Linked DNA regions of Homo sapiens: regions 2 and 3 are each linked to region 1. Evidence: chromatin contacts called from ENCODE Hi-C or POLR2A ChIA-PET data. All regions are on one chromosome and are shown on one strand. Each heading gives the region's core, a stretch centred on a gene start or an enhancer-like site at or near the end of the contact. The rest is flanking DNA. Distances are from core to core; before and after follow the strand shown.

Evidence for each region. A loop is a pair of places that touch in the nucleus more often than their neighbours do. ChIA-PET counts read pairs that join two places held with the same protein, here RNA polymerase II (POLR2A). Pooled maps may share reads with other maps.
Region 2: a map of A673 shows a loop between it and region 1 (4-fold over the local background). The contact joins two enhancer-like sites. A Hi-C loop is called at or near these places in 16 of 168 maps with a recorded cell type or tissue (A673, K562, MCF 10A and 11 more), 6 of 37 single-sample maps with no recorded cell type and 17 of 50 pooled maps. POLR2A ChIA-PET finds 5 or more read pairs at or near these places in 3 of 52 experiments (CD8-positive, alpha-beta memory T cell, GM10248 and GM12878).
Region 3: a loop to region 1 is called in a map of adrenal gland, with 2.6 times the contacts of the local background. The contact joins two enhancer-like sites. A Hi-C loop is called at or near these places in 5 of 168 maps with a recorded cell type or tissue (HepG2, PC-9, adrenal gland and 2 more), 1 of 37 single-sample maps with no recorded cell type and 7 of 50 pooled maps. POLR2A ChIA-PET finds 5 or more read pairs at or near these places in 5 of 52 experiments (A673, CD4-positive, alpha-beta T cell, GM10248 and 2 more).

The regions. Positions count from the first base shown.
Region 1 is chr1:116,150,884-116,153,774 of GRCh38, reverse strand. No RefSeq gene overlaps it. Among named protein-coding and RNA genes, the nearest start is that of MAB21L3, 41 kb to the right of the region's middle. RefSeq lists a silencer at 1,269-1,688. Within about 2 kb of position 1,639, at least 20 of the 41 ENCODE cell types and tissues checked have a DNase peak (open chromatin) inside an H3K27ac peak, as active enhancers do; they include A673, where a contact is called at or near this core.
Region 2 is chr1:116,357,439-116,360,487 of GRCh38, reverse strand. No RefSeq gene overlaps it. Among named protein-coding and RNA genes, the nearest start is that of ATP1A1, 14 kb to the left of the region's middle. Within about 2 kb of position 1,252, at least 3 of the 41 ENCODE cell types and tissues checked have a DNase peak (open chromatin) inside an H3K27ac peak, as active enhancers do; they include A673, where a contact is called at or near this core.
Region 3 is chr1:116,387,673-116,390,760 of GRCh38, reverse strand. ATP1A1 (ATPase Na+/K+ transporting subunit alpha 1) reads right to left here. Exons shown (of 23, transcript NM_000701.8): 5 at 2,517-2,630; 6 at 1,989-2,123; 7 at 1,742-1,859; 8 at 1,054-1,322; 9 at 350-548. Among named protein-coding and RNA genes, the nearest start is that of ATP1A1, 16 kb to the right of the region's middle. RefSeq lists an enhancer at 476-535. Within about 2 kb of position 1,545, at least 6 of the 41 ENCODE cell types and tissues checked have a DNase peak (open chromatin) inside an H3K27ac peak, as active enhancers do.

The sequences.
Region 1 (2,891 bases), core at 390-2,889:
CTCTCTGTTGGTAAACTTAGCTGCCACCCAGATGACAGCAGGGGCCTAAGGAATCAGGTGCAGGGTGGGTGATGGCTTGGATTTTATTGATTTTTTGGTTTTGGTATGTTTTTGTCTCCTGGGGTCTCCTGTATATAGTACTCCATGAAGGCCACAGCTTTGGAAGATTAATTTGTTTTCAGTCTTCAATTTATAGCCTCTCACTGAGAAAATGTTTCTAAACTCCTGGGAGATGGAGGGCAAGAAGAAAACCAAGCCTTTTACTAGACCCTAAATTATTTTCTTCTTCACCTAAAGGATATGTGTCCAATTACAAACTACAAGACTTTAAAAAAAAAAAGCAAACAAAACCCCAACTACATAGCAAAGGTCATCTGGCCTGCAGAGTGAATGATTAACTTTTGTGAAAGTGATTTTTAGGATTTTTTAGAGCGTTCAAAGGTACAACTGGAAAATGTTAGCCCAGGGGCAATTGTAAGAACACCTTTCTCTACCATCTGTCACACTACGAGCTCCACCCATTCCACCATCAGGGAAGGACCTTGACCCACATCCATGTTGAGGAATGTCCTCTATGTCAAGGTCAGGGAACAGCACCCACAGAGGGTGCCTCTGGGTCCCTCTCTGCTCAACTCCCTCTCTCTTGGTTCCTGCGAGGCTCATAGGGTTGCAGGGCCCAGCAGAAGGACTGAGTCTTCCTCCTGGACTTCTGGTCCTGGTAGGCTGTGCCTTCATGTCTCTCCTGTCACCTGCACTGTAAGGAACTCATTATGACAAACGCATAAAGAATATGGCTCTGTCCACTCCAGCCCATGACCTTGGGCAAGTTCTTTTTTCTCTGTGAGCCTCCAAGTGTTCATTGGCAAAATGGGTTTATGCTGCCTACCTACTCCAAAGGAGTGCCGAGGGGATTAAATGAGATAAAGCACAAAGCCCCTAAAATATGTGCCAGGCACATAGGCAGTATCTGCAAATCTTGGTGTCCCATCCTTTCCTTTCCTGGAGCATTCTGACCCACCCACCCTCTTTATGACCTTCCTACCATGACGCCTGGCCTGGGGGTGATGGAGCGCTTAACTCCCTCCCCTCCCTTCCCTTCCCTTTCCTTTCCTTTCCCCGTGGGCATTAGTCTAAGGAAAAGGAGTCCATAAGAGCACAGCATCTTTCTTCTGTCTTCCACAGCCCCTCTAATCTTGCAGGGAAGGAGGCTGAGTGCCCTGCAGCAGCACAGATATGTCCGGATGAGCCAGTATCTATACTGGGGTAACTGTCCACCCCCCACCCCGATCCCCAGTGCTAGGCAATAAAAGAGGCCCACTGAAAAGAGGACCCAGGGAGCTGGGCGGAGCCTGTGGATCAGAGCCCCCTCGCTGGGCACTGGGTGGGCTGAGGGTTACCCCCAGGCTGCAGAGCGCGTGTGGGGGCCGCCGTCAGCTAGTCTTCCGCCTCCCGAGGGCCAGCGTGGGCGGAGGCGGCGGGGCTGCGGCTCTCGGGAACCGCAGTGTCCCAGTCTGCTCTCTGCCTTCAGCGGGAGGAATTTCCCCAGCCCTTCACGGCTCGGGGCCGCGAGGAGCCGCGGGCGCCCCCTGCCGCTTCCGAGCCGCGGCGCGCAAGGCGGCCTCCCCGTAGACCGTAGTCCCTGTGAGTCTTCCCCTCCAGCCTCAGCCCTGCGCGAGTCGGGGCGTCCGCTCCCCTCTCTCTTGCTCCTCGCTGCTCCTTCAAGAGCCCGCGTCCTGGTCACAGACAGCACAAGTCACATATGGCGGTCCCTGGACAGAGAGAGTCAATGGCAGGGAGCCTTCTTGATGCCCCTCACATCTCACTGTGGGGCAAAGAACATCCTGGAAAGAGGCAGGAGAGAGGAGGAGAGAAGGGCCAGGGCCTCCATGGAGGGGCTGTGACAGCAGGAGAGGATGGGAGCCCAGGCTCTGCTTCCTTTGTACCCCCGGCCACCAAAGGACCCAGACTGTGCCTGTCCCTACACCGGTGCAGCCTTCCTTGCTCACCCGGTCCCTCAGACCTAAACCACACTTTGGGGTACTCTGTGGTAAGCACCCCAGTGTGTTGAGTGCTCAACCTAATATCCCTCTATCCATCCTATAGAGGGAGGTTACATTTTGCATTAGAAGCAAGAATCCTGCTTAGGTGGTGAAGGTGGTTTTTTCATTTGCCGTAACATTCTCTCTCACAGAGAGCACTGCTCACTCCGGCCTTTGTATTCTGAGCATTCGTAGGTCGGTCCTCACAGGAGATTCATAGGTTACAAAGTCTGAGAACATAATATATATGCTCACGAAAGAAAGTTACATCGCCAAAAATAAAGCTGGTTGAATGAGAGGAAATGAATGGTCTAGACTCAGAGACAAAGAGAACCAAGACCAGTACTGTTTGTCTCCGTGCTTGGCAGGAAGGGAGGGTGAAAGCCTGAACTCTTTTCTGATGTGCTTTGTTTAAATGCAGTGTGTGTGTGTGTGTGTGTGTGTGTGTGTGTGTGTGTGTGTGTGTGTGTGTTGTTCAGTCTACATGTTGCACGTTGGAACCCAGTTAAGCTAGGCATGTCCAGCAAACACCTGCTACAAAGTATCCACCAGTGCCCACAGTTGTCAGTGGCTGCTGTGATGAGCTGCCAGGCTGGCCCCTCTGCAGCATGAGTGTGCATTCTCAAGCTCTGCTGCATCAAGCTGTGTTCTGCATAGTGAGGACAGCCAGGCCCTTCTGGGAAAACAGGCTTCTGGAGCCAGAGGCAATTTTTCTTTCTCTAAAACTAAAGATGTGGGATTCTTCAGACTCTCAAAATGTTACTTTGTAGAGGAAAGAGCCTGGCCTGAGAATTAGAAGACCCGGGTTCAAATCCAAGCCCTGCCACAAAGCAGATACATATTATGGAGCAA
Region 2 (3,049 bases), core at 3-2,502, 210 kb before region 1:
TTGTTTGTTCCACAAAAGCACCTTATAGTAAGTTTCTATCCTCTCATTTTACTTCCTACCACAAAGATCCTCTAATGCCCATGTGTGATGTAAAAAAATCAAGAAACAGCTATTACCTCATTTCTGATAGATCTGGACTCCCTTTTTGCATTCAAATAGCATTTATTGAATGTCCATTCTGTGCTTAGCACTGATCGAGGCACATGAACAAGATAGGCCATGTCCCTGTTCCTCCAGAGTTTCCAGCCTAGTGGAAGAAATAAATAACAGCAAAGGAAACAAACAAACAAACAAATAAGCAAGATAATACAACATAGTTATCAGCTCAAAGAGAACCATGAAGCAGGTGGTGGTGGTATGATAGAGTAACTAGGGAGGAGGTGGGGCTGTGTGGGGAATATTTTTGTTAGTGTGGTCAGTGAGGGCTGCTATTGAAGAGGTGCCCAGTCATTTACCTTCAGTCTTTCAACAAGAGTGCTGCAAGCTTCATTCTTCAAATCCTCTTCCTGCCATGACTCTCATGGCTTAGTCTAATGCCTTTCCTCTATCCTTTCTGCTTTCGGATCCTGGGAAGTGTTTGCAAGGGCTCCACACCCCCAGCATTTCTCATGATAGCCTACTTCTCACAAATCTACATTCACTTTATAATCATCTTTAATCCCAGTATCTCCATTATGGAAACATGAGATGAGATTGGAAATAAAAGGGATTCCTATTTGTTTCAACTATATTTTAAAATGTGCTTATTTGCATATGAATACAGATAATTCTATTGTGCTATTTGGGATTCTGCTAAAATCATCTCTTTGCAGAGGAAAAGTATTGCAACACCCACAGTAGCTTTCACTCTCACACAAAAGACCAGATTTCCAGAGAAAATGTTTCTTGGGCTGCTTTAGGAAGTCCAGGGCCAGTGATGGTCTTCAGGGTGGTGGGAACTTTTCTTTTCAGCCGCAACTGATGAACGTACATGTTATCTGGAGACAAGATTATAAATTTTCTTTGATGTCTTTGACTGAAGTAACTTTGGTAATAATGTTTAACCACTGGAAAACAGTTTTTGAAGTTATAATGCTTTCCTGCCATTACTCTTCTTTGGCTGTAGCTGATTTAAGCATTTCTTGCCTTTAGATTCAAATAGCAGGGCATTGGTTCCACATGTCAAATTCTGTGCATGATAAATCTATTTTCTCTTTGAATTTTTGTGACAACCTCATTAATCATGTGTTAGGAATGAGGAAGCTGAGATTCAGAGGGATTATGGCCTGGCTCAGAGTCAGAGGTACAGAAAAGATTTCACTCAAGTCTTTTGATTTCAGTTCAGCTGTGTACCTCTCAGGCTATAGCTGTCTCCTGTCTATGTGTATATAGCACTGAACTAAGTCTTTAGGAAAGTAATATGAAATTTAGTATTCAGGTAATCATCTTAATGAAGATTCCAGTTTTATTGGGACCACTAGTTACCAATGGAACAAGATGTTGAATATGTGCATGAATATATAGATATTAAATATGATTACAAACAAGAGGGCATATCCCTCAGGTGTTGGCTCCCTCTTCTCATATGCAGCCCTGAAGACACCACAGGGTACAAATATCAAATATAGCATGAATTTATAAAATTATATATAAAGATATAATTTACTGAAGCAACAAGAGTGTCTGGTATTATAGTAATAAAGAATGTATGAATTTTTACTGAGAAAAACATTTTAGCTCTATTGCTCTATTAAAAGAAAAAAGAAAAGACCTAAATAAATGACTAGGGCAATTTATTGTTGCTATTATGTCATTTGTCTCCAGATTGTTTTATGTATTTCATGACAATTCCAATCAAAATCACAGTAGGAATTTCTGAAATTATGGTAAACTGATTTTAAATTTTATAAGAAAGCATAAAGGCTCTTGAGTAACTAAGCAATTTTGAAAAAGAACAAAAGAATAGAACCATTTTACTAGAAAATGAGATTTGAGAAAGACATAGTAACTGATGTTATAAAGTTTAGGTGCAGAATAAGCAAAGAGACGAAAGGGAAAAATGAAAAGTCCCCAAATCAAACTGTGCATCTGTGAAAAATAAGTAATGATGGGGACAGCTTGACAAGTGCATAGCAAAAGAAAAGGCCAATTTAGAAAATACTTCAGAGAAAAGTATTACTATAGGGAGAAAAATACAGTTGAATCCCTATATTGACCCATTTAAAAAAAAAGCTCAAAATGGAGTAATTTCAAAATGTGAAAGGAAACCTGTAAAGTGAATAGAAGAAAATGTAGGGGAATATCTGTTTGCCCTTGGGTGGTAGAAAAATTATTAAATAAAGCCTCATATGCTCAAGCTGTCAAGAAATAAATTGACGAATTGTACACTAATCAAAAATGAAAGACTTGTGTTCAATGAAGGGCATCGTGAACAAAGTTAACAGTGACAAGTGACTGGTGACATTCTAGAAGTCTTTGCAATGCCTAAAACTTTAAAGGTATCAATAGCTAGAATGTACCAGAGATTAATGCAGGTCAGCAATAATAAAGATAGAAAAAAGTGATAGAAAAAAAGACGATGCGGATAGGCAATTCACAGAAGGGGAATCCTGAGTGGTTTATAATCTCCTGAAGACATAGATACTCAACCTAACCATCAATCAGAGAACAGCACAACAGAGCACTATTGAGATGGTACTTCAAATCCATCAGATTGGCAAAATCTACACAATCAGACAACACCAAGGGCTATTGAGTATAAGTTGGAACAAAACCTTTGCCCTGCTGGTGTGGGAAGGTAAATTACTATAGCTCTTCCAGAAAGCAATATAGCAATTTTTATAGAAATCTTGTATGCATGATCCTATGACTCAGCAATCTCCTTTCTGAGTACATGCCTCAGAGAAACTGTCCATAGTGGAAACTGAGGTGGATGGATCACTTGAGGCCAGGAGACCAGCCTGGCCAACATGGCGAAACACTGTCACTACTAGAATAGAAACAACTAGCTGGACATGGTGGCACATGCCTGTAGTCCCAGCTACTTGGGAGGCTGAGGTGGGAGAATAGC
Region 3 (3,088 bases), core at 296-2,795, 240 kb before region 1:
AACAGAACAACAATGCATTAACTTCAAAGGCTGTGTTCTCAGTTCTCCTATTAAAGTCCCATAGAAATCTGCAGTGATACATCTCATTTCCCAATTAATGAAACCAATCACATTTTAGGCATTCTTCAGTCACGTTTGTAGGGCAATTTAAAGTTTCTACTGACATGCAAAAAATCAATATCCCATACCCTTGACTCTTCACTAAATGATAAAAAAAAAAAAAACAAAAAAGAAAGAAAAAGCTGCCATGAGCTTAAAAAAAAAAAAGAAATTTCATGCAATTTCTTAAAAGAAAAAAAACCAAGCGAAGTCAGCAGGTGGCTGAGGTGTGTGGTAACCCTGGCCTTACCACTCTGATTCTCTGTCGTATCAGCTTCATGGATTTGATTGTCAAACCACATGTGGGCCACTGTCATCCGGTTCTGAGTCAGAGTTCCAGTTTTATCAGAGCAGATGGTGGACGTGGACCCCAAGGTCTCCACAGCTTCTAAGTTCTTCACTAAGCAGTTTTTCCTTGCCATGCGTTTGGCAGTAAGTGTCAGACAGACCTAAAAAATATTAGGAAGATTATTACTTCACTCAACCAGGCTGGAATTCTATACAGATTCTTGCTATATCCTAATGTGGAAGAAATTTGTCTAAAATTAAATCTCTCCAACCTTCTTCTGAAGTTTGAAGAAATAATAAGGGGAACCCATACATGAGGCTTCCCCTTCCTTCCAGAAAAGCAATCTATTAAGAAAAATAATAACAGGATTCTACCATATTCTATCCCCCTACTTGATCCCAAGTTCTTCTCCTTTCTCCACTGCACTGTTCAGGACCACGTGATAATTTAAAAGCAAAATGTATGCTTTGGGGTTATCTTACGTATAAACAAATGCTGAGGTTTTCTCACTGTCAAAATTCACCACGTGATGTGGCTCTCAAGAAGAACTATATCAAACATCCAGAATAAAACATAAGTTGGCAATACCTTAGAATAGGATAGCGGAAGAGTGTAACATTCGTGCAAGCTGATCTGAGTCAGGGTGACCATCACCTGCCTCTTACCGTGACAGTGGCCAGCAAACCTTCCGGCACATTGGCTACGATGATACCGATGAGGAAGATGACAGCCTCAAGCCAGGTGTACTCAAGGATGAGAGAAAGGATGAAGAAAGACACACCCAGGAACACAGCCACACCCGTGATGATGTGGATAAAATGTTCAATTTCTGCAGCAATGGGGGTCTGGCCTCCTTCCAGCCCAGAAGCAAGTGTGGCAATTCTTCCCATCACAGTGCGATCCCCAGTGTAGACAACAATACCACGTGCGGTGCCTTAAAAAGAAGGGGAGGGAGAACTGTACCTAATTGTATCTAACCTGAAGGAAGCCACGGATTTTACACAATTACATAGGATGACTAAAAAAACAAAAAGAGTTGATAAAAGCACTTTTTAAGGGCCAGCTCTTTGGCTGTACATGCTGTTTGGCAAAGGGACTTCTCTCCAGTAGCAGGACAGCAGCTCCAACACCCATGCCAGACTGGTGTTGTTGACAGAAGAGGCAGGGTGGAGGTGGAGGGAAGGGAAACTGCCACAAGGTTTCCTGCCAGCTAGGAAAACACCTCTGCTCTGTGCTTGACACAAGTTCTCAGAAATGGAGCCAATAAAACAAGAGATTGTGCCTATGGTTTTGATTTTGTTAATGCCCAAGAGAAATACCACGCCATGCTCAAAGTGCCCAAAAATGGCCTACCTTCAACACAATTGGTTGAAAAGAAGGCAATGTTCCTCGTCTCCAGGGGGTTTTCATTTGTGAAATCTGGAGACCTAGTCTGGGGTTCTGATTCACCAGTGAGCGAGGAGTTATCCACCTATATGTGAGGAAAAGAAGAAAAATGTCATGTGAATACACCAGCCTTATCATGGGCTACTGTACCCCTCAAATCAAGCTGCCCGAACAGCAGAGCTAGCTATGAGGTTTGTTAAAATAAAAGAGCTACCTTGCAGCCATTTGCAGATATGATTCTGAGGTCAGCAGGAATTCGGTCTCCTCCTTTTACTTCCACCAGATCCCCAACCACAACTTCCTCCGCATTTATGCTCATTTTCTCACCATTTCGAATCACAAGGGCTTGCTTTGGAAAAGAAACAATTTACACCGTTAGTATACCAACAAAGAGAAGGTAGTGTCCAAAACAAGAAAATAAAAATAGTCATAATCCTAATTACCTGAATACAAAACAAAGATATTATTCACTTTTTTATTTACACAAGTTACAAAAGCTTGCTCGCCAGTTTAAGAGATATTGCTGTTACATGGTGTGCCTGTATTCAGAGTTTACATTCAAAAGAAAGGCTACCACTTTTTGGATAGAAGGAAAATAGGTTGGTTTTGGGTGGGGTAGAAGACATCCATCTCTCTGATGAGTCATGTAATACTTGGAAAACCTTAACTTCACACTAATTCACAGGCTGACATGCTTGGGGCTGTCAAGTCATCCACTGGGGAAGGACAAAGCGTCTGGTACCTGAGGGACCATGTTTTTGAAGGATTCCATGATCTTTGAACTTTTAGCTTCTTGATAGTAGGAGAAGCAACCAGTTATGATTACAACGGCTGATAGCACCACACCCAGGTACAGCTGGAAGGGAAAAGACAAGTTAGGGCCCGTGGCTCTACACAATAATTAGGGACATTCAATTAATTTTTTGACTGAATAAAAAACAGATTTTTAATAGAGAAACCAAGATTTCAGAAATATAGAACTCATGTTTTCTTATTTATCCTTCTAAAGACCACACAGGAAGGGTCAGAAATGGAGTCAGGCACACCAACACTTGATCACTAACTGGACGTTTGGAAAGGTTCTAGATGCATCAGTTTCTCCTGCTTTATAAAACAAAGATTGTTTTTCAACCAACTTGTGGATTTTGAAGAATGGCCACCAAGCATTTCTGGACAGGTGGATGTGCCAACATGAATCGCTGTGCTCTGCCATCCAGTGGGTGGCGGCCGGGGCCTGAGCAGAGCTGCCTGCTCACAGCAGCACATGCAGGTGGGCATCCCACTTGTAAGAGCATCTACAACGTGGGTGGTAGA